Linked DNA regions of Homo sapiens: region 2 is linked to region 1. The links are chromatin loops, found by intact Hi-C in ENCODE. Cell type or tissue: psoas muscle. All regions are shown on one strand. Links, peaks and the distances in the headings refer to the core of each region. The heading gives the core; the rest is flanking DNA. Region 1 overlaps ZNF423 (zinc finger protein 423). Region 2 overlaps ZNF423 (zinc finger protein 423).

Evidence for each region. Hi-C counts contacts between places; a loop is a spot of excess contacts. Peaks named below come from ENCODE experiments on the same cell type or tissue, not always from the same donor. Only the 100,000 strongest peaks of a DNase experiment are listed, where the experiment ranks them.
Region 2: it touches region 1 in a loop (2.1-fold over the local background); 2 of 110 quality-filtered maps call a loop at or near these places.

The regions. Positions count from the first base shown.
Region 1 is chr16:49,709,833-49,721,438 of GRCh38, reverse strand. All of the region lies in intron 3 of ZNF423 (zinc finger protein 423), which reads left to right. Among named protein-coding and RNA genes, the nearest start is that of ZNF423, 140 kb to the left of the region's middle. RefSeq lists enhancers at 1,270-1,771, 8,122-8,688, 8,689-9,256. In psoas muscle, for the core only: no CTCF peak of the experiment used is centred there; no DNase peak of the experiment used is centred there.
Region 2 is chr16:49,771,088-49,782,693 of GRCh38, reverse strand. The region is part of intron 2 of ZNF423 (zinc finger protein 423); the gene reads left to right. Among named protein-coding and RNA genes, the nearest start is that of ZNF423, 79 kb to the left of the region's middle. RefSeq lists enhancers at 6,147-6,658, 8,197-8,708. In psoas muscle, for the core only: no CTCF peak of the experiment used is centred there; a DNase peak (open chromatin) is centred at 6,383; H3K4me3 peaks cover 793 bases; H3K27ac peaks cover 1,217 bases.

The DNA.
Region 1 (11,606 bases), core at 4,147-9,146:
TCCAGCCTGCTGTTGTCCATTTCATCTTGGGAGTTTCCAGAGGGCACCTGTCAGCAAGCAGTGATACCATACCTGCTGTGTATTCGGGGCCGTGAATGCCTGTGCATGGGTGTTCATTCATTCCCGTTAAGGGAAATGTATAGTCTAGCTGGAGGATGAAGTTGCTGTGATCCTTTTGGCTGCCAGCACATAGTTGGTCCTCAGTTAATGTGCTATCTGCATAGAGACTTGGCTCAAATTGACAAGCAGAAAATAGAGGATTCATTGGCTCCAGGAACTGAGAAATGCAGATGTAAGGCTGGCCTCAAGCTTGGTCCTCCAGGGCCTCCAGAGACACTGCCCCATGTCTGTTGACATGAACCCCATCACCGTGTGTACATCAGCAGAGGTGCCCCAGCACCTCCAGGCTCCACCTTTTCGACTCAGCAGTGACAATGGAATGAGCAGCCTCTTACCATTGCCAGGGTAGAAGTCCTGAGGTTGACTCTGTAGAATGGCCAGGACCAAGACTCACCCCCGCCCATGATGCGGCCAGGGAGACAACATACATGTTAGCAAGGGTCAGGGTTGGGTGCGGGGAATCAGGGCAGCTCCATGCAGACCACTGGGCCTGAGAGCTGGGGAGGGGCTCCCCTGAATGGTGGTCAGGAGCCACAGACATCTTCTTTAGGAGGTAGGAATTACATGCAGACAAACAGGAAGTAGTAAAAGAGTGCAATGAAATGCCAGATTGTCAGGTATCAGTTATCAATTGATAACCAATACTTTTGCTTTTGACAGTGTCTAGTCAGGTAATCTTAGAATTTTAGGGAAGCAGAATCCTTGGTGTGTATATCCTCAAACCTTTTTTGGTTTGAATGTGGTTGAAACAATGGCAGAACCAGTCTCTCAAACACAGCCAGGGCACTGACTGGACCAGGCTCCTTAGTGAGGTAGTACTTGTCCCAGGTCACACAGGGAGGTGGTAGCTTAGCCAGCACTCTCTGAGGTTATCTGCTAACTGCTGGTGGGGGGTGGGATTGCAGCTCCCAGGGTGGACAGGGGACTAGTGCAGCCTGCAGGGCACCCATGTTTTCTGGCAGGAGGTGCCCGTGTATATGCAGCTCCTGCCTGGCTCATGGGTGCTTCTGGGAATGCCACATCGAGCTCACTGTCTTTGAGGTCTCCAGACCCACGGACCTCACACTGTTTGCACTGGACCTTTTCTTTGTTTGCATCTTGTGGAAGAGTGACTTTGACCCTTGAATTCTAACAAACTTCATAGAAGTTGTGCCCCCACCTTGGGTGTTCCATAAAGCCATGGTCCCCCTGAACCTCTGCTGCTTGGTCCTTTGGGGGCAGTGCTCTGGGAGGTGGAAGGTGGGGTAATGGTGTGTCAAGCCCTCGTGGCATCCACCAGCGGCTTGGCCCCTACAATATTATGTTCAGGTCTCAGGCCAGGCTGGAGAGAGGCTGGGCAGCCACCAAGTTAGTCGGAGCCTTGAGCCTGAGTGGCTCAGGTGCCCAGATGGTGTTGAGAGGCAACTCTGAAATCAGCCAGCTATGCTGAACCTCTCTCGTGCGTTCCTGAGAAACCCAGTATATTAGTTCATTTTCACACTGCTATAAAGAACTACCTGAGACTGGGTAATTGATGAAGAAAAGAGGTTTTTAATTGACTTGCATTTCCTCAGGCTGTACAGGCAGCATGGCTGGGAGGCCTCAGGAAACTTACGATCATGGCGGAAGGTGAAGGGGTAGCAAGGACATCATAGCATGGTGAATCAGGAGAGATAGGGTGAGGGGGAGGTGCCACACACTTTTAAACAACCACATCTTGTGAGACTCACTCATCACCAGCACAGCAAGGGGGAAATCTGCCCCCATGATCTAATCACCTCTCACCAGGCCCCTTCCCCAACACTGGGAATTACAATTCCACATGAGATTTGGGTGGGGACACAGAGCCAGACTATATCACCCAAGTGTTACCAAAAAACCACATCATTTGCCATCAGCCAGAGGGAGAAAGAGGGATGCAGCTACGTATTCTAAAATTGCACTAACAAGGTCTTTTCTTTATTCTGTAGATATTTCAATAATAAGTTTTTTCCCCCAGTGTATTAGTGTATAGCTCTAAAACCTCAGTGTCACTGAGCCAGCTCAGGGCCCGTCACGTGGAGCTGCTCTTCCTTTCCCGTCAGGTCTGCTTTTTCATTAGGCCGGCACTTCCTGCCCTCCTTATCCTCTGTCTCACCCCTGGGCGGGAAAAGCAAAGGCCAGAGCCCCCCAGAGAGGCCCTGCTGCCTTTCTCCTGGAGGTGCTTGTGCTAATTCTGGATTCTGTTGGGCATAAAGATCTGAAAATTGTGTTCCCTGAGTAATCAATCTCGGTTACTACCAATTTGAGGTTTGCAAAAGCTTTGAGAAATGCCTGTGGGTGAGGATAGGAATAGCCTCCAGCTGGGATCCTGACCTGATTTTGGGGTAAAAGAGGCAAATAGAGGGGAGTTGTTCTAGAAGAGTCCTTTATTATAACTGGCTATGGTCTGAATGTTTGCTTTTCCCCCAAATTCGTTTGTTGAAATCTAATCCCCAATGTGGTAGTATTAAGCAGTGGGCCTGTAGGAGGTGATTAGGTCATGAAGGCTCTGGAAGAATGGGATGAGTGCTCTTACAAAAGGGGACCCAGAGGACTGCCCAGCTCCTTCCACCATGTGAGGACGCAGCAAGACTGTGTTGTCTATGAGAAATGCGCCCTCACCAGACACAGAATCTCCCAGCACCTTGATCTTGGACTTCCCGGCCTCCAGAACTGTGAGCAATAAACATTTGTGGTTTAGAAGCCATCCAGTTTCTGGTATTGTTGTTATATGAGCCTGAACAGACTTAAGACAGAGCTGAAAAGTGTTGATGCTCTCTTCTTCCATTCCTTACTCCACAATTCCAGGCACTCAAAGGAACAAGCAAACTTAACGGATGAAAGAGAAGTGTGTTCCTTAGAACCACAGCATCCCCTGGCACGTGTGCGTTCATTCACAGATCTTTTATTTTTGAGACAGAGTATCACTCTGTCACCCAGACTGGAGTGCAGTGGCATAATCTCGGCTCACTGCAGCCTCCACCTCCTTGGTTCAAGCAATTCTCCTGCCTCAGCCTCCTGAGTAGCTGGGATTACCACACCCAGCTAATTTTTGTATTTTTAGTAGGAAGGGGTTTTACCATGTTGGCCAGGCTGGTCTTGAACTCATGACTCAGGTGATCCTCCCACCTTGGCCTCCCAAAGTACTGAGATTACAGGTGTGAGCCACCACACCCAGCCACAGAGGCTTTTTTTAAAAGCATCTACTGTGTGCTGGGAACTGGGTGAGCAAAACACTGGGTGAGCACTGGGTGAGCAAAACAGACAACAGTTCCTGCCCTTGTGTAGCTTACTGGGCCCCTCGATAACTTTGGCCAGGGGATTCTTGAATGTACTCCTATGAGTTGGTTGGTCCCCTCCCTCTGTGGGGTAGTCCAGTAGTTCAGTACTGGCCAATGTGTGCATGAGTGGTGTGGAAATGAAGAACAGGAGCCGGTTCACTGCCAAAGGGTTATTTACTGTGCTCTGACGCTATGTCAGCAGAAGCAGAAAGAGTGTCTGTTCTGTGTGTTGCTGGAGGGAGTGGTTCAGGGAGGACAGAGAAGGAGAGATCTCAGGGTCATGCTTGCAAGTTGGAAGGTTGGGATTCCCTGCCGACCAGTGTCAGACAACCAAATCCTAACCAGCTGAAATCAAACAGTGCAATGTATTGGCTCATGTAAATAGAAACCTAGGTGTAGGACTATCTTCAGGTGCAGCTGAATCCAGGGACTCCAGTGAAGGGCGAAGGACCCAGTCTTCCTGCATCTCCTGGCTCTGAGGAATGCCATGATGGCTTTTGGCTCAGGTCAAGTCAAGTGCTCTGAATAGCAGACCTGAAAAGTTTCCCCAGAGGAAATCAGGGTGCTGCTAGCAGAAGAAGTGGGGATGGATGCTGGCCGCAGAAGCAGCCTGAAGAGAGAAGGAGCTGAGGCCATTTAACCTAGACAGCAGGTGACCTGACCTCCTGAACTGAGGGGTAGGCAAGAGCTTGGCTGGAAGTCCAGCCAGCCCTACCAGTTCCATGGGGGCCTGTTCCTATGATGGTGAAGGTATGGCTTGAGTGGCTGATGCTTTTATTATTGCCTCTGGGTAAGATGCCTCTGTGTGCCAGGGCAGTGGGGGAGTGGGGATGAGACCTGTCCACCCCTTTCTCCATTAATGTTGATACTCCAAGGGCCAGACCAGGACCAATTCCAGAAGTCCCCAGGGACACCTGCCTGGCCTATGTGTAAGGAGTGATGTTTTGGTTGGTGAGAGTCTTTGCAAGCCTGGAGATGAACACATCAGAGGGTGGCGGGGGAGGAGAGTGGGATGCAGGCTTGGGGCTGAGAGATGGGCATGTGGATTTATCAGGTTCCTTCAAACCTTGAGATCCTGTGATTGACATCCCTAACATGACACCCTAATACAGAAAAATAAAGAACATCCCCAAACAAAATGAGAAACCAACCAAATTTATCTCCCGCTGACTGGGGCTTGCAGGTCAAGGAGTGCTCCCAGCAGATCATCCCGTAATGCGGATTCCACTTTCCTCTGGTCACAGCCTCCCCAGCACCCCAGCCCACTGGCCTAGTGGCTCAGAGGGGCGATCAGGAGGAACTGCTTCTAGTGTCGCAGCAAAAGCCGGGGAGCAGGGAGAGGCGGGGGATTCGGAACAGGAAAAGAGCAAGGAAATTTAACTCTGGCACTGGTCTAAAATAAAGCGCTACTATTGGTTGAGTGTTTTGGCAGTGTTTTTAAACACTCTGTGCCAACTCAGAGAAAAAATGTACAGGGGATTATAAAATGCTTCATTTTGTGTTAAACAGTTTTATTTTGGAGTTGACTGGCTAGGATTTGGCTGCCTTTGGAAATGACGTCATGGGTATGAGGGTGCATGTGGGAAGACTGAGGCAGGCGAGGTGGCTCTGCAGGTGGGGGAATGGCAGCCAGCTTGGGGGAGCACACCTGCACCTCTGTCCCCGCCCTTGGATATGGAGTGTCTCAGCCTCTCCAAGGGCTTGGCTGAGCAGGTTGGTGCTGCCTCATGATGGGGGTGATGAGGTCAGATCTGCTGGAGCGGGTCTGACCCCTCTGAGGGTTGGTGGGGTGTGTTGTGGGAGGTAGGTGGAAGGAAGGTGGCTGAGGGGCAGGCAGCAGGGAGACTTGGGAGGGGCAATGGCTGGCATCTGCCTGTGGGCACCCAGCCTGTACCCAGCCTTTTCTCCTCAACTGCCCTCCGCTGTCCTCAGGACAGCTTGCATCTGACTCTGCTCCTCCCCCACTGCCCTGGGGATGAATCCACTCCCCTGCCTGGCCCTGTGCCTCTTGCGGCTTCTCCTCCTCCTGCTTGATTATCACAGCTCACTGCAGCATCGACCTCCTGGGCTCAAGCAATCCTTCCACCTCAGCCTCCCGAGTAGCTGGGACTATAGGCTTGCACCACCATGCCCCACTGTGCCCAGCTACTTTTTTGATTTTTTGCATACATGGGGTCTCTCTATGCTGCCCAGGTTGGTCTTGAACTCCTGGCCTCAAAAATTCCTCCTGCCTCAGCTACTCAAAGTATTGGGATTACAGGTGTGAGCCACTGTGTCTGGCTTTTGTTGTTGGGAGACAGGGTCTCACTCTGTCACCCAGGCTGGAGGGCACTGGCACGATTGTTGCTCACTGGAGCCTTGAACTCCTGGGCTCAAGCCATCTTCCCACCTCAGCCTCCCCAGTAGCTAGGACTATGGGTGCACACCACCATGCCCAGCTAAGTATTTTATATTAATTTTGAAAAAATGTGGTCTTGGTAAGTTACCCAGGCTAGTCTCAGACTCCTGGCCTCAAGTACTCCTCCTGCCTTGGCCTCCCAAAGCACTGGGATACTTGTGCCAGCTGCCGTGCCCGGCCTCAGTTCCTCCTCTTGAGCCGTCAACAGGCCGTGCTCATTCCACTGCAGGGCCTTTGCACCACCTGCCTTCCCCGGGTGTTCTTTCAGCTTTTCACGTGGATAGCTCTCTCACTTCCTTCTGTGTCTCCAAGGTCACCTCCTCAGCGCGGCCCTCCTTGCTGACACCCTCCCCCGTCTCCTGCAGCAGCGGCTCCCTTCAACGCCAAACACATCACACCATTTATTTCCTTTATGGCAGTGATTGCTTGATGTTTTTGAATTATTGTCTCTGCCACTCGAAGGTGACCCTCTTAGGAGTCCCGTCCTGTGCTGTCTCCCTCATGCCTGTTCCTGTCTCTGGCCTTGTGGCAGACCTGGTGCATAGTAAATGCTCAGGGAATACTTACTCAGTGATTTGTTGGAAGTGGCCTGGGTGGTGCTAAGTTGTTCCCTTGGATGGCACGAACACCAGGAATTCTTGGGGGCTTGCAGCTGGGCCGTCTCCTCGGGACTGGAAAGAAGCCTTCCCCTCCTCAAATTCCACCAAGCCACACCCAACTCACACCTCCCTTCCCATTCCAGAAATGGCTCTTCCCATGGCTTCCTGGGGGCTGGAGAGCAGGGGCCGCGGGACAAACCCCAGGGTGCATTTCGGTCTTCAGTGGAGGGGGCAGTTCATATTTCAGACCACCCATTTTTATTTTTAAATTAATTTTTTTTTTGTAGAGATGGGGTTTCACTATGTTGCTTAGGCTGATCTGGAACTCAAGCAATCCACCCATCTCAGCCTCCCAAAGTGTTGGGATTACAGGTGTGAGCCATTGCACCCGGCCTCATCAGTTTTTTTTTTTTTTCTCCCAGGCTGGAGTGCAGTGGCGAGATCTTGGCTCACTGCAACCTCCACCTCCCGGGCTCAAGCAATTTTCCTGCTTCAGCCTCCCAAGTAGCTGGGATTACAGACACCTGGCTAATTTTTTGTATTTTTAGTAGAGATGGGGTTTTGCCATGTTGGCCAGGCTGGTCTTGAACTCGTGACCTCAGGTGATCTGCTCACCTTGGCCTCCCAAAGTGCTGGGATTACAGGTGTGAGCCACCGCACCTGGCCCCATCAGTTTTTAATTTAGCTCCTAGTATGTACTAGGCCCTGGCTGCGTGTTGAAATATAGCAGCACCCTGAGTAGACCAGATCCCTGCCCTGGTTGGGGAAACAGATAATAAGGAGGTAAGCACCGGGTGCTTCGTCATACCGTCATACCATCATGTGTGAGGTGATGAATAAATACAATTGGCTCCCGCCCTTCGGAGCCCATGATCTCCTGGGAGAATGAGCCGTCTGCAGGGCACAGGAAGATGCTCCGGCTCCTGGGGATGGGATTTGAGAAGCACTGCTGGGGCGTTAAGCAAGAGACCCAGAGCTGGGCTTCAGAAGCAACTGTGCCTGGTGGGTTCACTCTCTCCTCCTTCCTTTACCACACTGCCGGGCTGACTTGTCTGCCCTGTGGGAGGCGTGATGGAGTTGCAGGGAGAAAGCCACTGGTCATTGACTCCACACAGCCAGATCACAGGGGAGGGATGGGGGCCCTGGCAGCGGGGGAGTGAGTTACTGGAAGATTCCCTCTTCGCCCACATTCTCTGGGCCTGCGTGTCTGATCACTGACTTTCTGTCTCTCCAGTCTCACGGATGGCATCTTTCACACTGCTTCCTCGAATGCCTTTTTATCACAGTCTCAACAAACACCTTGCAGACATATTTACTTAAAAATTCTTTAAAGAATACCCCCTTGGTCAGGGTCCCAACAGAAAACAGATGGCGCACTCAAACCGGGAGATGGAGGAGCATTTAATAAAGGGCCCATTTGCAGAAGCGGGCAGGGGAAGAAGGGGAGCTGTCCAGGAGTGGGGCATCATCCTGAGAACCTGCCAGGGTGCGGGGAGGGGCATTTAGGCCACCTGGAGAGACTGGCTGTAGGGAGGCTGCTGAGGGAGAGGGGTGCAGCAGGGCAGGGCAGAGGCTGGGAGAATAACTACCCCAAATCTGTCTCCTCCCCCACTGCAGTCGCTGCAGGAACACAGAGCAGGAATGGACCAAGGTGGGGGCGGATCTAGAGGGGACAGTGGCAAATATCCTTTGTACCCACCCCACTCCCTGGGCTCTCTTAGATCCTGCGGATGAGCAAATGCTCAGAAGTCAGATTTTGGAGATCAGCCCCAGTTTATAGCAGTTTCCTGTGTGATTTGTGTGGGGGAGTGGGTGGTGCCCTGTTTCTCCTGGACCCTGAGGCTATGTCAGGTGACTGTGGGCTTTTAGCTTTTGGTGGTCCCTTTTCCTGGGACAAGCCAATTGCCAGCACTTTGGTCTTGCTCTGTAAGGCCACAGATGATGGAGCAGAGGAGCAGATTTGTCAGACTGGAGGCCCAGCGCCTGGCAAGTGGAGGTGTACAAATGGAGGCCTGAGCTGCCAAAACTTTATTTGCATAAATGGCGACATGAATCAGTTATCATTCTGATTAAATCCATTTTCTGCTTAACTCCTGGAGAAATTGGCAATGGAAGGCATTCTGTGGCTGTCACCTGCACGACGGTGTCATTCTGTTTGTGGCTTCATAGGGACAATGGCAGTGGAGAGGTCAAGGAAAAGCAGGAAGGTCAAGGATGCATCCGCGGAGCCTCTTTGTTCATTATGTATTTCCATCACACGTGGTTTCCACTCGCGGATCGCGCCGCTCCCGGGACCCCCAGAGGATAAGACAAGGGAACCGGTGCTCTGAGCACCAAAGCTATTTTTATTTGTGTGCAGGGCAAGGTGATGTGGCGGCTGCAGGCCGAGGTTCAGCCGTCCCTGACACACAGAATTGGATATTAAGGTGGAATTAGAAGCTTGAGTCTGAGGAGGTCCCTAGCGAGGGATGCATTCAGGATGGCATTATGACTTTCCAAACTGCTTTTGCAGAGGGCAGTGAGGGGAGATGAAGGAGCTGTTTTGGGGGCCAACCCTCAGCCCCTGAGTAGCCCTCTATCAGTGGATTATGAATTGTTTGTTTCCCGAAATCAAATTCTCTTTCTATTGTTTCTTTTTTTTCCAATGGCACTTTCCCCTCTGGACATTCCTAAGAGCTTTTTTTCTCCTCTTCACAAAGCTTTGCGGCACCCCACCTGCTCAGGCACGCGAGCCCCACCGTGCATTAGCAGTGCGGGCGCCCGTTCCTTCTGTGACCAATGCAGGCCCCTATGTTATCAGCATCACTTTGCCTCCAAGTGAGGAGCAGAGAAGGCCTTCCCTCATTATTTTAAAACAATTAAATGTGATCAAATATCACAGTAATACATAAATGTATTCTTTATTATTATTATTTTTTTAAATAGCGACAGGGTCTCGCTCTGTTGCCCAGGCTGGAGTACAGTGGTGTGAACATAGCTCACTGCAGCCTCCTGGGCTCAAGCGATTCTCCTGCCTCAGCCTCCCAGGTGTCTGGGACTGCAGGCATGTGGCCCCATTTCTGGCTAATTTTTAAATTATTTATTTATTTTTTCTAGAGACGAGGTCTCACCGTGTGTTGCCCAGGGCTGCTCTTGAACTCCTGGGCTCAAGCCATCCTCCTGCCTCAGCCTCCCAAAGTGTTGGGATTAGAGGCATGAGCTACTGCGTCTGGCCATAAATGTATTCTGTTTGTAAAAATTTCAAAGATAGGCTTCAGGCTGTCCCCACCCCCTTGTTAACTACTGTTATTACCATTTTGGCTTTCTTGATTCCAGACCTTCTCCTACACCTTTACGTAATACTGTATTTCATAGATTCTAAGACACATTTTAACATTTCTGAAATTGAGGTGCATCTTTCAACTAGTGGCTTGTCATGGTTTAATTGACAGTGGGTTTTGTTTTTCTTTTTCAGTGGTCTGTAAAATAATGGTGCATTTTACCATCCACGGTGTCTTACGTTCAGTGAAATATAGTGTTATGTGTATCCACAGAAACAATGTTATATTGATTTTTGATTAAAAAATGAATGATACCATATTGGATCTATCATTCTGCAACTTGCTTTTTTTCCATTTAGTATTAGACCTCAGAGAGCTTCTCACCTCAGCGGGTACATCTCCCTACTTCTTATTAGCTGCTGTGGGGCTTGCGTAGTGTGGATGCCCCGTGCTTTATGCAGCAGGCCCCTGGTGGGGGGTATTTAGGGTGTTTCCAGTTGTTCACTATAGTAAACATTCTTGTACACGTCTCCCTGTAGGAACACTTTTTTCCATGGTTGATAAGGAGAAGGGGCATCGTTGGGCCCAGCCTCTGTAACCTTCTCTTTCCTTCATTCCAACATTCTGTTCCATTGCATCTTATTTTATCCCACCTGCTCTACTCATCCCATTCCACCCCTCTCATTCCATCCTATCCTGTCCCATCCCATCCCATCTCACCCCGTTCCACAGTCGTCACCCTAGTACCAACTTGGCTTTACATACTGTGCTTGAGGGGCCCACAGAGGGGAGTCAGTACCTGCCTACCCGGCAGCTTCTGGTGCAGCTGGGAGAGAAACCCTGAAATAAGACTTGGATCTGAGCCCCATGTCCCCAAGTGAAGCCTGGGGGTGGGGCACAGGTGTTGTCTGGTGCTGAGGGAGACATTGCAACCTCATTTTACACTCATTCTGGGTCCTCTCAGGCTGGCAAGCCCCTCGGGAATTAAACAGTGTTCCTTAGCATTGCCACGTGTTGTCACCTCTTGACTGGTATGGAGCTTAAATGAGAATCTTCCCCAGGTGGGTTCCTTAAGGCTGGACACCTGTTTGACTTTTTGTGGAGTCCCCTCTCTTGTTTTCCCACCATTAAGAGCCACCTGTCATTCCAGTGGCACCCGGCTGCTCTGCACAGAGGTGCTGTGCCATCTCACCAGGATGCCGGGGATGGAGAGGATGCAGGGATGGAGTCTCCCTCACTACTTCTGCCGCCTGGTGACTTTTGAGCAGAAAGTGCCAGAGTCGGCCCTGAAGTGACTTCAGGCAGTGCTTCTTAGGCGTTTAGGTCCTTATGATCACTTGGAATCTTATGAAAATGCAGTTCCATTTGAACAGACCTGGGGTGCCGGAGAGTCTACATTTCTTACAAACTCCCTGGGGATGCAGATGCTACTGAACCACACCGGAGTAGCAAGGACTTTAGGAAGGATAGGCCAACTATGGAGGCAGGGAGGACCTGGGAAGTGTGGAAGAAGAATTTTGGTGAGAGCTGAGGTGTTTTAGGGTCCAAAACTAGACATGACGAGCAGGTCACCTCTTCGGACTATAGATTATTGTCATTATTGTTATTTGTACTTTTGGCTCGCTATCTCTAGCAACTGTGTGCAAGTCAAGGGAGAGTTTGTTGGTTTATTTTAGGCTGATAGATTTGTTCTAGAGTTTCAACTGTTCTACATGTGGCATGTAGTGGAGCATAATTCTTCATTCTGAGGACTGTTCCTTGCTTGGCAAGACATTCAGCATCCTTGGCATTGCCCACTAGATGCCAGTAGCAACCTCCCTGATTATTGTGGCTGCCTCAGTCCGCTCTGGCTGCTATAACAAAATATCTGAGACTGATTGTGTGATTTACATGCAACAGAAATTTGTCGTTCACAGTCCTGGAGGCTGGGAAGTCCAAAATCAAGGTG
Region 2 (11,606 bases), core at 3,496-8,495, 62 kb before region 1:
GGAGAGGCAGTAGGAGAAGGGTCTGTGGATGGGCCAGAGATAGGACACAGTTTGCTGACACATACTTCTTGTGAATGCCTGGGCAGGTTAGGTAAGTTTATTTCTGGCATGGTGACAGACACACTTGTGGTTTGAGAGGAACACTCAGTATTATCAGTTGACCGTGATGGACCCGCAGCCTGAGACCTTATTGGTGTCGCACTGTGATCAGACTTTTAGGCTTTCCTGCCATGGGACAGGTCTTCTTGCTCTGGTTAATAGGAACCGTCACTCCCATTTACGAGGTGCTTCTAGGAGCCAGGGCTCCTTTCCAGTGCTTTTCACATACATGTGAGAAAACCGAGAAACAGAGATGCTATAACTTGGTTCTAGGTCACTCAGCCAAGAAGTGGCAGAGTGAGGGTTTGAACCCAGGCCGCTCATGCATGAATTTAGTGCCTCAACTGTAGATGGCAGACATGCCGGTGAGAAAGTGGGTCCCATGCCTTGTTTTAGAGGAGACTCTCTGGAATCAGCTCTGTGCCCCGGTCACTCCTGGGTCAGGTAGAAGAGTCTGACTGCAGCCAGCTCTCAGGATTTGCTGCCTGGAAGGAGAGGAGGTACATGTTTTGAAGACCTTGCACACATCTCCCATGTTCAAAGCCAGGCCTGGAAAACACTGGGCCAGGCTCTCTGCAGGGACTCACACCACCTCCAGCCCCATCCCCAGCCCTCCTTCCACATCTGGGTGTTGGGCATGGGGCCAGTTTGCAGGGGAAGGTGGGGATAAGGCTGCAGTCTCTGGGACCTGCTCAGATGGGAGGTAGAGCTGGCAATGGGGTAGCTGGTGTCCTGGGACCTCCTTGGGAAGAATGCATTGAAGCCTCCCATTTTTCTTTTAGCCTGGTTCTGGGTAAAAGTTGGGGTGAGGAGAATGGTCAGGGTCCCTGCTCCTGACCAAGGCGACAGCCTCATCCCCTGCAGTCCTTTGCCCCGAGGTTTTGGCTGGGGAAATGGATAGAAATGTCCAGAAGCCCGGGCCTTTCACCATGGGGAGGCGAGGCCACTCCGTGCAGTCCCGCCTGCACTTCTGAACCACGCGGAGCTGCCTCCTGCCCTGCTTGTGTTTTGCTGGAGTGCATAGTTATTATTTCAACAGCTTCACAGAAACTCCACCCACACCCCTGCGCTTCTGCACTTGCGTTTGCATTTCTCCCAGTCCCCTTTCGAGCTCCATTCGTCTATAAGCTTCTAGATGAAGTCCACGCTGAACTCGCAGTGGGTTTCCCTGTAGTCCCTGTTGGACCTGAGCTTCCTGTGATCCTGGGACCCACGTACCTCTCACCTTAGTGTCTGTGCTGGAGCCCTTGAGTGGATGGGCATGAATGTTATTCTCCGCCTCTCCCCTGTTGGACGTTTGGACTGCTTTAGGTGATGGCTGTTGTAAATAATGCCATGATGAACATCTTCGTGTGGGTGGTCTTTTTTTTTCTCCTTTGGAGATTTTCTCAGGGGCTCCCAGCACCTTCTAACTTTTTCTTTCAATCCCCAAATCAAGGCTGGAGAGACTGTTCCCCTCTTCTCTGTCCATTGCTCCCCGCTGGGTCTCACTTTACACATTTCCCCAAGTGACCGTCCTGCATTGGGTCACCTGTGGGATGTCCCACCCACCCACGATACTTGCCTGGAGCTGCCTGGCTGTGGCCCGTGGTGCATGCTGCCTGGGCGCCCTTTGGCTTCCGGCTGGTGTGCTGGTGGCGTCCACCTTTTGTGCTTGAGCCCTCAACCCAATCATCTTCTTGATGAGGACCAAGGGACATTTTAAAGGAGCAAAAAAGTCTCACTAAATAGATGTAGAATTTCCCAGCATTTTAAAGACTTATGAAATGCATTTTTATATGGGGCCAGCTGGGGAGTTTCTCATTAGCTCGGCTGGGGAGCCTGTGGGGAGTTGAGCTAAGTGGAGCCAGGCAGGCTGGGTAGGAAGACGCGGTGGCCCTGAGCTCACCGGGGGAGCGTGGCAGGCATGCGCTGGCGGGTTGGCTCCATGGACCCCTGGCCAGGCAGCCCGGGCTGCGCCTTTGTTAGAGCTGCTCCCCCTCTAGCACAGGGGGCCTCAGAAATCGTCAGGTGGTGACTGGAGCTGAGAGGTGGCCACTCTGTTACCATGGTGAGCAGTCTATGGGGTAGGGCATTCTGTATCTTGTGTGCACACGGATGCATGCACTTGTGTGTGTGCTTGTGTGTAAGTATGCCCAGGTAGCTGCAGCCCTGACTCGGACCCCTGGCAGGGGGAGGCTCCAGCACCCCTGTGCTCCGCCTGCTGGTTTGTGCTGCATCCTGGGCTCCCTGGGGCTGCCTTGGACCAGTTCTCTGAGGAGGAGGTGGCATTTCCTGCCCACCCTTTTCCTCTGGCTCTGCACCAGCCTTGGGGCCCCCATTGGGCTCCACTGTACTTGGCTTCCTCGTCGACATGCCTGCTGTGCACATGTGTATGCAGAGCCTGTGCATACATGTACACATGTGTGCTCTGGACTCAAGTGTGCTGGTACCCAGGACATGTGGAAATGAACACGTGTGCAGTGCGTCTTCTGACTCCTGTTTTCCTCCTGTACCTCTACCCTGGCTGATGACTTCGCTTCCACGGAGCTAGGCTTGTCTTGCTGATTTCCACCCACTTGAGATGGACTTGGGGCTTCCCTGATGGCAGGGATGCTGTCATTTGTCTCGTGTCCCTGGCCTGGCATTGAGATTTTGCAGCGCAGTTGCTCAGTTGATTTGGGACCATCTGCCCCAGCAAGCCCATGGCCCTGCCCCTCCTCTCCTGGTGCTGTTGGGCTTTTCGGGGGACTTCAGTAATGAGGATTGTAAAGACAAGGAGGGGCCAGTCCTACTTTCTCCAAAGCTGGGGTGCTCCCTGAGGATGGAAAGGCCTCTCTTTGGTGTTGGCTGTTTCCTAGGTCCCCAAGGATCCCGCTGTCCTGCTGGTGGACACTGGAAATCAATAGTTCTTTGGCGACTTGAAGCCTGCCTGTAAACAGTCAGGCATGTCTGTGGGTTGGGGTGTGTGGGGTGGGGTGCCAATGGCATAACTCCTCATGCATTTGGGGGAGTTGCTGCCCATCCTGCTCCCTCCAGTGTTGCCCAGCCTTGTGCGTCCTGGGGTGGTTTGCACCAGTGCTCCTCAAACTTGAACATGTGTGCAAATTGTCAAGATGCAGATTCTGACTCAGCAGGTCTGGGTAGGGCCTGAGATTCTGCATTTCTAACAGGCTCCAGGGTGATGTTGATGCTGCTGGTCCATAGACTGTGTGTGTCCCCTTGGCATTTTTTGAAGCTCAGCCTAAATGACACCTCCTCCAGGAAGTTTCCCATGATAGCCCTGACATAATTTTGTGCCCCCTGAGCCAAAGAGCTCCTGATCCTGGCCCTCAGTGCTCCCGCTGCCCTCTGCTTGGTTCTAATGTTCCTTCTCTTATACCCAGCTCCCTGATGCTCTGCTCACTCCTAGGGGACAGTGACCAAGTCTGATTCTCTGTGTCTCCACAGCCCAGCCCTGGCTTGGCAGTTGGCAGGTGCCTGGCAAATGTCTGCCAAGATGCAGAATCTCACCTCTACTTCTTCGTCTGTATTTGTCCTGGGAAGTGCAGGGCCTGAGTTTTGTTCACTTTGTTTAGAGCAAAATCTGGGTTTGAGGTCTAGATACTTATTAGCTGTTCAATATGGAGTAAGTTACTAAACCTCCCTGTCATTTCATTTTCTCATCGGAAATGGGGAGAATAATAATTCTACTTCCTAAGGCCATTGTGAGGATGGCACGGGAAATCCGTATGGAGTGCTCAACCCCTAAGGTGCCACCTGGCACCCTGTACCTTTACTTTTGCTATTGACACCATGTGGAGGGAAGTGCCATAGGAGCTTAGCTCTGAGCTTTGCGTCTGTATGGGTGACAGAGAAGGCTCAGATGGGCCCCTCCTTCTCGTCACATCGTCACAGCTTCCTGCCTTTCTCCCCACATCGTGACTGGCAATCTCTGGGCATGGCCACAGTGCCTGGGGCAATCCGCTTCACCTTCCTGCAGATTTGGGGTGGAACTGAGTCTGTAGGGAACCATTCTTGTTCACCGTGGTTGGTGAGGCATGGCTTGTTTCCCAAGTGGGGAAGGCCAGGTGGGGTGGGGGTTGGTGGGAGGTGGGCTGGGTCTGCTCTGAAAGGTAGAGGCCTGAGGCTGACCTGAGATCAGGTTCCTTCCTTGGGTGGGGCTGGACACATGGACTGTGCGGCCATGGGCCAGTGCCCATTAGGAAATGGCCAAAATCAGCTTGACCACACCACCTGGCGTGTGTTGGCTTCCTGGGTGGACACTCTGCAGGGCCCAGCTCCTGGGTTGGATATGGTCAATGGTGCCCTGCTGTAGACTGCAGGCAGCCCACAGGGGTTAGGCTGCTGTCATGTCAGCTGACATTCCCTTAACATTCTTGAATGTGCAGGCAGGTGCACACACACGCACACACACACACACTCTCACACACATGAGATTATGCTGAACCTGGCTATCTGATGCCTCTCTGGTTCAAAAAATTATTATTTTACCTCCACTGATAATTTGTTCTCCTTTGTCATGGTTGATTGCTTTAACTGATGGCTGCTGGCCATACGTGATAGTTAGCACATCAGACTCATGCTTAGTCTGGCAAATATGATATATTTTACTTATGCTATTCTACTTATCAAGGCTAAATGCCTTGCAAACCTGGCAAGCTTGTGGAGGCAGGGACAGTGCCTGTTTGCTTCCTGTCGTATCCTCAGCAATTATCACTGTCTTAACAATAACAATTAAAAAATAATAACCATCTAGTGAGCATCCACTTGGTGCCAGACAGGGGGCTGTGACATGCATTATCTCATTTAAGCCTTGTTAACCACAGTATTAGCATTCCCGTCTCACAGATGAGCAACTGAGGCCAAAGAGCTAAAGAGACTAGTCCAGTCTGCACAGCTAGTTGGGGTTTTGTCTGAGTCTAGGGCACGCTTTCTGTAGTTGCTAATTCACAGTGCCTGGGACTCAGTGGAGACTTACTGCATCTTGGTGGAATGACGGGCACTAGAATGTGCTGTAATCCCTAATGTCATTGCAGCGACACACCACTAGTGAGAAGCCACCAGGGTCAGTGTGGGAATGAGTGATTGCTAATGGGCAAAAACCTGTGAGTGCTCTTTGGTGGTGATGTGTAAATTCACAAGTCATTGTGTGTGCATGCATGTGCACACACAACATACACATATTACATGCACACCAACACAAGGATGCATGCACACATTCATACATATATATGCTCATACTCTCACTCAGTGCAAATGTACTCCACACAATGCACATGGACATTCACACACATGTAGGTACACATTTGCACACAATGCACATGTACCACCCATGCACATGTAAACACACACGTATGTGCACATTGGCATATGCATACTCCACACAATACACACATTCACATATATGGGCCTTCACATACATGTTCCTCCATACTACACACATATGTACGCACAGCCAAGTGCATGCATATGCATAATGCACACCCACACAGATGCCTGCAGACACAGGTATGCACACACATGCATAACACAGATGCACACCCATACGTGCATACAGGAGTGTGTTCACACTGCCAACATACCCATAGTGCGCATGTGCACACACTTACAAATGCATGCACATACAGAGGCATACACACATATGCAGCATTCACTCATCCACACCCAGGCATGCAAATGAGCAGAAAAAGCCTGTTTCTGGGCTGTCTCCCTTGAAGGATCAGGAACAGTGCCCAGGCGGGGTGTTCAAGATGTCCAGATTGTCTCCTTGCTCTGTTTTCTTTCTTCCATTTCTTTGTCGTACCCTCAGGGCCCTAGACATTCTTTCCATCCAAAGATTTGCACCCCTGCACTTGGGCCCAGTGCTGGGCTGACCCTGGTGTGGACCTAGACCCCAGTCTTGGTGCATCTGTCTGTTCGCCTGCCTGGCCTGCTGTGGCCTGCATGGGCCGCCCCGCAACCCCCAACTTGCATGTGACTTCATTTTACACCCTGCACCTGCCTCTTTAAGAGACCAGGGGCCTGGCAGGCCTGTCCCCAGGGTCGGGGCTGGGGGAGGCTGGACAGCTGCAGGTTGGGGGGAAGCTTTGTGAGCTCCCAGTGGCCTCTTGGAGCCTGGGTAATGCTGGGGAAACTGAAACAAAGGCCGACAATGGCCTCCTTCCCTCCCCGGGTGGCCTCGGAGCAGGGCCTGCCTGGGCGGCCTCTGGGGGCCCCTGTTATTTCCTGTGCTGGCTGTGGGGCTCCTGGCCAGCTTGGAATGGGGCAGGAAGCTGGGCAGGGCATCGCCTCCCCACCCGCTGGGCTGGCCCTCGCAGGCCAGAGTAGCCGCTCCTGGGAGTGGGGGTCGGCTCAGCGTTCCTGTTCTGTGACCGCTGCTCCAGCTCCGCTTGGCCTGGTCTGCCCTACTCAGGTCTGGCCAGGCCTCCCAGGAGGGAAACTCAGCCTTCCGTCTCCGCTGCCCTCTCCCTGCTGCCGACTCCATGTGCTCCCACCATCTTCATTGAGTCCATCTATGCTGTCACCTGAGCTCCTGCATCTCCTCTCCCTAAATGGCCCAAGCCTCTGTGTTCAGAGCCCTTGCCCCACAGAGCCAAGGACAGGGTCAGGCAGGGAGCATTTCATGGCTTATTAATTAATTCATTTGGGATTATGCTAGAGGTTAGCATAGGTTTGGTTATCAGGGTTAGGGTTACACTGAAGGTTAAGTTTAGCGTTAGGTTTACCAAACCCTGCAGACCAAAAAGACACGAGCGTTAAGGGCATGGGTTTTCAGGCAGATAGGCCCTTATTTCAATCCTGATTCACCACCAGTTATTCATCATAGTATTGTCAGGCGTCTGTGTGCTTCTAGGCCACAAGGGCACAGTTGGGTCCCTGACTTCCAGGACTCACATTCTAGAGTGAGGAGGCAGCAGTGGGCAGGTGAACACACACAGCACAAATTAAGTGTATTCACTGTGAGAATGGGCTTGACTCAGTGATTGCACCTTCCCAGAGCTCAGTTTTGTGATCTGTAGAATGGGAATAACAAAGCCCCTACCTTGTGGCACCATTATAAGGACAAGTGAGAGGGTACATGACATGTGTCCAGCATGGTGCCTGGCACACAGCATGTCCCCAATAAGTGCTAACTGTGATGATTACTAATGAAAGGCTGTCGAGGTGGCCTGTGGGTCAGTGGGGAGCTCAAATAATAGTTGAAGAGACTAATTATGTCAAAACCTAAGGGAAGGGTCAGGATGCCTTTGAGCCTCCTGGCAGCCAAGGCCCAAAGAGAAATAGAATCAAAGCTGCTTCTGTATTATGTAAGAGCTTGGGACAGACCAGTGTTTTCCCCCTGGCTTGGAATGCTGAGGAATTTATTCTGTGGATCCTCATTAATCAATGGACAAACAGCAGGAACCATCTCAGTAACAATTTGGCACACGATGCAGAAACATCTTTCTTAGAGTTCCTTCTTCAATTGACCCTGGAAAAATGCTCCGTGCCTCAGTGCACCACACAACCCTGGAGTTCCATGCAGTACAGCCTGGAGGGAGCTGGGCGGAGGCAATGCTGCCTTTGCTGGGCTGCGTCTGGGGGCTGGTGGGGCAGCTGCTGGGGTAACTTTCCTAAGTGCCTGGTTAAGTGCAATTGAATGGGTTTCTTTAAGGCAGGATCTCCAAGGGCCCTCAACATGCCTGTGGATGCTTTGAGTCATAGAGAGGGTTCTTAAAACTCTTGGGCTCAGAATCTGTCCTTCATCCCTTTTTTTGACTACCACCTATCCCTAAGCCCGGAATCTTGGAACACAGTTTGGGAAGCTCTGTTTATGTGCTTCTCCTTTGAACTGAACACCATGGGAGGCACCTCACTCACGGTGTCCCCTCCTCCCCTTGCCCAGACTGTCATTTGGCTGTGGTTTATTCCGATAGGCCTGGGGGTCTTCATCTGGCAGAGCCCACCCACCTGTTGCTTACTTCTTACTGGATGATTGCATTTACTCATCTTATCTGAGTCCAATCCAGCCTCCAACAGGGGTGCAGTTAGGGAAACTGAGGCTCAGAATGCGTAGAGGGCTCAGGGCATGCTCACACACATGCATACACCTGCATGCACGCACGATCACCCACTTTTTGCTCTGCGTGTGTAGGAACGTTGTTCTGTGTCTGAGATCTAAAGTCTGGCTGGAGCCCCCTCTCCCTCTCCTGCCCACCTCCCCCTCCTGGTGGGCAGGACTGGGAGCCTGCCCCAGTTAGGCCTGCCAGTGGCCACTTACTCCGTGTCTGGCGGGTGCCCTGTGGAGTTTCCATGGTGAGCTGTCCTCTGGGGGCCCTGGGTGGGACTTTCCATCTGGGTGGAAACCTGACCCACTGGCCCAGGGCTGGAAGGGGAGGAAATGCCTTCTCCAAACGTGGAAAGAGGAAGCAAAGAGAGGTGGCCAGCCTGGGATTCCAGCCACAGTCCCTGACTTCTGCAAAGCCACAGGGCCTGAGGACCCCAAGGAGCCTGGGAAAGAGCTGCGTAGGACTCACCCATCAGGGACGGCCACAGCTCAGATAGGGCCATAGCTGCACAGTGTGGCTTCGCTTTGGGAGCTGACTGTTGTAGGCTCCTGTGGTTCTGCCCTTGAGCTCGTGCATGTCTGTGCTGGCATTCCTTGCATGCTCTTGCAGAGACTTGGGGCCAGCCAGTTGGTAAATGGCTGGGCCAGGATTTGGACTCAGCTCACTGTCCCCAAGGCCCATGTGGTTGTCACTCTGCCTCCTTGCCTCCCTCAAGCAGGCATTTCCATAGGCATTGCCTCACTGAGTCCTTGCGGGCGCACTTTGACCATTGGTATTATCATTATTCTTGTATTTCATAGGTGGAAATTGAGGCTCAGAGAGGCTAGGCATCTTGCCCAATGTCACACAGCAAGTTTGTGGCAGAGCTGCACTATAGCACAGATTCCACTCACCCTTTACTTTGCTGACAACAACATATGCCTATGTACAGGTCATTATTTATCATTTAACTTCCTTCAACATAGATAGGCACATTTGCCAAAAAATGAGGACAATAACAGTGTAAAGGGATTGGCAATTGCAGTCAACAGGAGCTGGCTTACTCAGGGAACCTGCGATGTGGTTAGGCACTGTGTCCCCACCCAAATCTCTTGAATTGTAATCCCCCAAATCCCCATGTGTCAGGTGGAACAGGTGGAGATAATTGAATCATGAGGGCAGTCTCCCCCGTGCTGTTCTCGTGACAGTGAGTGAGTTCTCACAAAATCTGATGGCTTTTTTTGTTTGCTTTTTGTTTTTTTTTTGTGAGATGGAGTCTTGCTCTGTCACCCAGGCTGGAGTGCAATGGTGGCATCTCGGCTCACTGCAATTTTCGCCTCCTGGGTTCAAGCGATTCTCCTGCCTCAGACTCCCGAGTAGCTGGGATTACAGGCACCCACCACCATGTCTGGCTAATTTTTGTACTTTTAATAGAGATGGGGTTTTGCCATGTTGGCCAGGCTGGTCTCGAACTCCTGACCTCAGGTGATCCACTCGCCTAGGCCTCCCAAAGTGCTGGGATTATAGGCATGAGCCACAGTGCCCAGCCAATCTGATGGTTTTATAAGGGGCTTCCCCCTTCGCTCAGCACTCACTCCATCCTGCCACCCTGTGAAGAAGGTGCCTGCTTCTCCTTTGCCTTCTGCTATGATTATACATTTTCTGAGGCCTCCCCAGCCATGTGGAACTGTGAGTCAATAAACCTCTTTCTTTATAAACTACCCAGTCTCAAATATTTCTTCATAGCAGTGTGAGAATGGACTAATACAACCTGTGATGTGGGTGAGAATCTGCTGTTCCCTCGGGTGTTGGTCTCTGTGGCCCCTTGTGGGGCAGGTAAATTTGACTCTGGGGTTTTAAGATGTATTTTCATCCCACATGCTTGATGTATGGACCAAACCATTCTCCATGGATGTATCTCAAGCCACAGCAGTTGTATCTTAGGGGAGAGGAAAGAGTTTTGGGGAATAACTTTGACTCTAAGACACATTTGCCTCATAGACTAACTTTAGAACCTGGCACTCCCTTGCCCCCGAAGCTGGGACAACAGGGGTGAGCCTGTGCCTGACCCACGGGTTCACCAAGGATGCTTGGACCAATGTGTCAGGGCAGGTGTGATGGCCAATTCTGTGTCAATATGACTGGGCTAAGGGCTGCCCAGACAGCTGGTGAAACATGATTTCAGAGTGTGACTGTGCAGGTATTTCGGGAAGAGATGAGCATTTTGATGGCTGGACTGAATAAAGCAGACGGCTCTCACCGGTGCAGGCTGGCATCATCCAGTCCACTGATGGTCCGGATAGAATGAAAAGGCAAAAGAAGGGTGAATTTGTTCTCTTTGTTTGAGCTGGGCCATCCGTCTTCTCCTGCCCTTGGACGTCGGCACTCCTGTTTCTTGCGCCTTCAGCCTGGGACTGGGACTGACAACATTAGCTCCCCTGGGTTTCAGGCCTTGGGATTTGGACATGAACTGCAGCATCGGCTTTCCTGGGCTTCCAGCTTGCAGATGACACAGGGTGGGATGTTTCCAGCTTCTATACCTGTGTGATCCAGGCCCTCATAACACATCTCTTTTGTATGATCCAGGCCCTCATAACACATCTGTGTGATCCAGGCCCTCATAACACTTCTCCATATATCCATATGTGGATCCTCTTGACTCTAGTTCTTGGGAGAACCCTGGCTAAGGCTCTAGTTCTTGGGAGAACCCTGGTGAGGGTATGTGGGAGCTGAATTTTCTCTGTGTGAGTCCATTTTCATACTGCTGTGAAGAAATACCCAAGACTGGGTAATTTATAAAGAAAAAGAGGTTTAATGGCCTTACAGTTCCACATGGCTGGGAGGCCTCATAATCATGGTGAAAGGCAAAGGAAGAGCAAAGGCACGTCTTACATGGTGTCAGGCAAGACAGAATGAGAGCCAAGCAAAGGGGGACACACCCCTTATAAAATCATCAGATCTTGTGAGATTTACTCACTACCATGAGAACAGTATGGGGGAAACTGCCCCCATGATTCAATTATCTCCAACAGGGTCCCTCCCACAACACATAGGAATTTTGGGAACTACAATTCAAGATGAGGCTGTACTTGGTGGCTCATGCCCGTAATCCCAGCATTTTGGGAGGCTGAGGCAGGAGGATCACTTGAGGTCAGGAGTTCAAGACCAGCCCGGCCACCATGGTGAAACCCTGTCTCTACAAAAAATACAAAAATTAGCCAGGTTTGGTGGTGCATGCCTGTAATCCCAGCTACTCTCAGGAGGCTGAGGCAGGAGAATTACTTGAACCTGAGAGGTGGAGGTTGCAGTGAGCTGAGATCACACCATTGCACTCCAGCCTGGGTGACAGAGTGAGAGAGTGAGACTCCTTCTCAAAAAAAAAAAAAAAAAAAAGAAAAAAAAAAAAGAAATTCAAGATGAGATTTGGGTGGGGACACAGGACACAGCCAAATGATACCAGTCTCCATCGGTGGTGTTATGCTTAGTCTTACTCCTGAA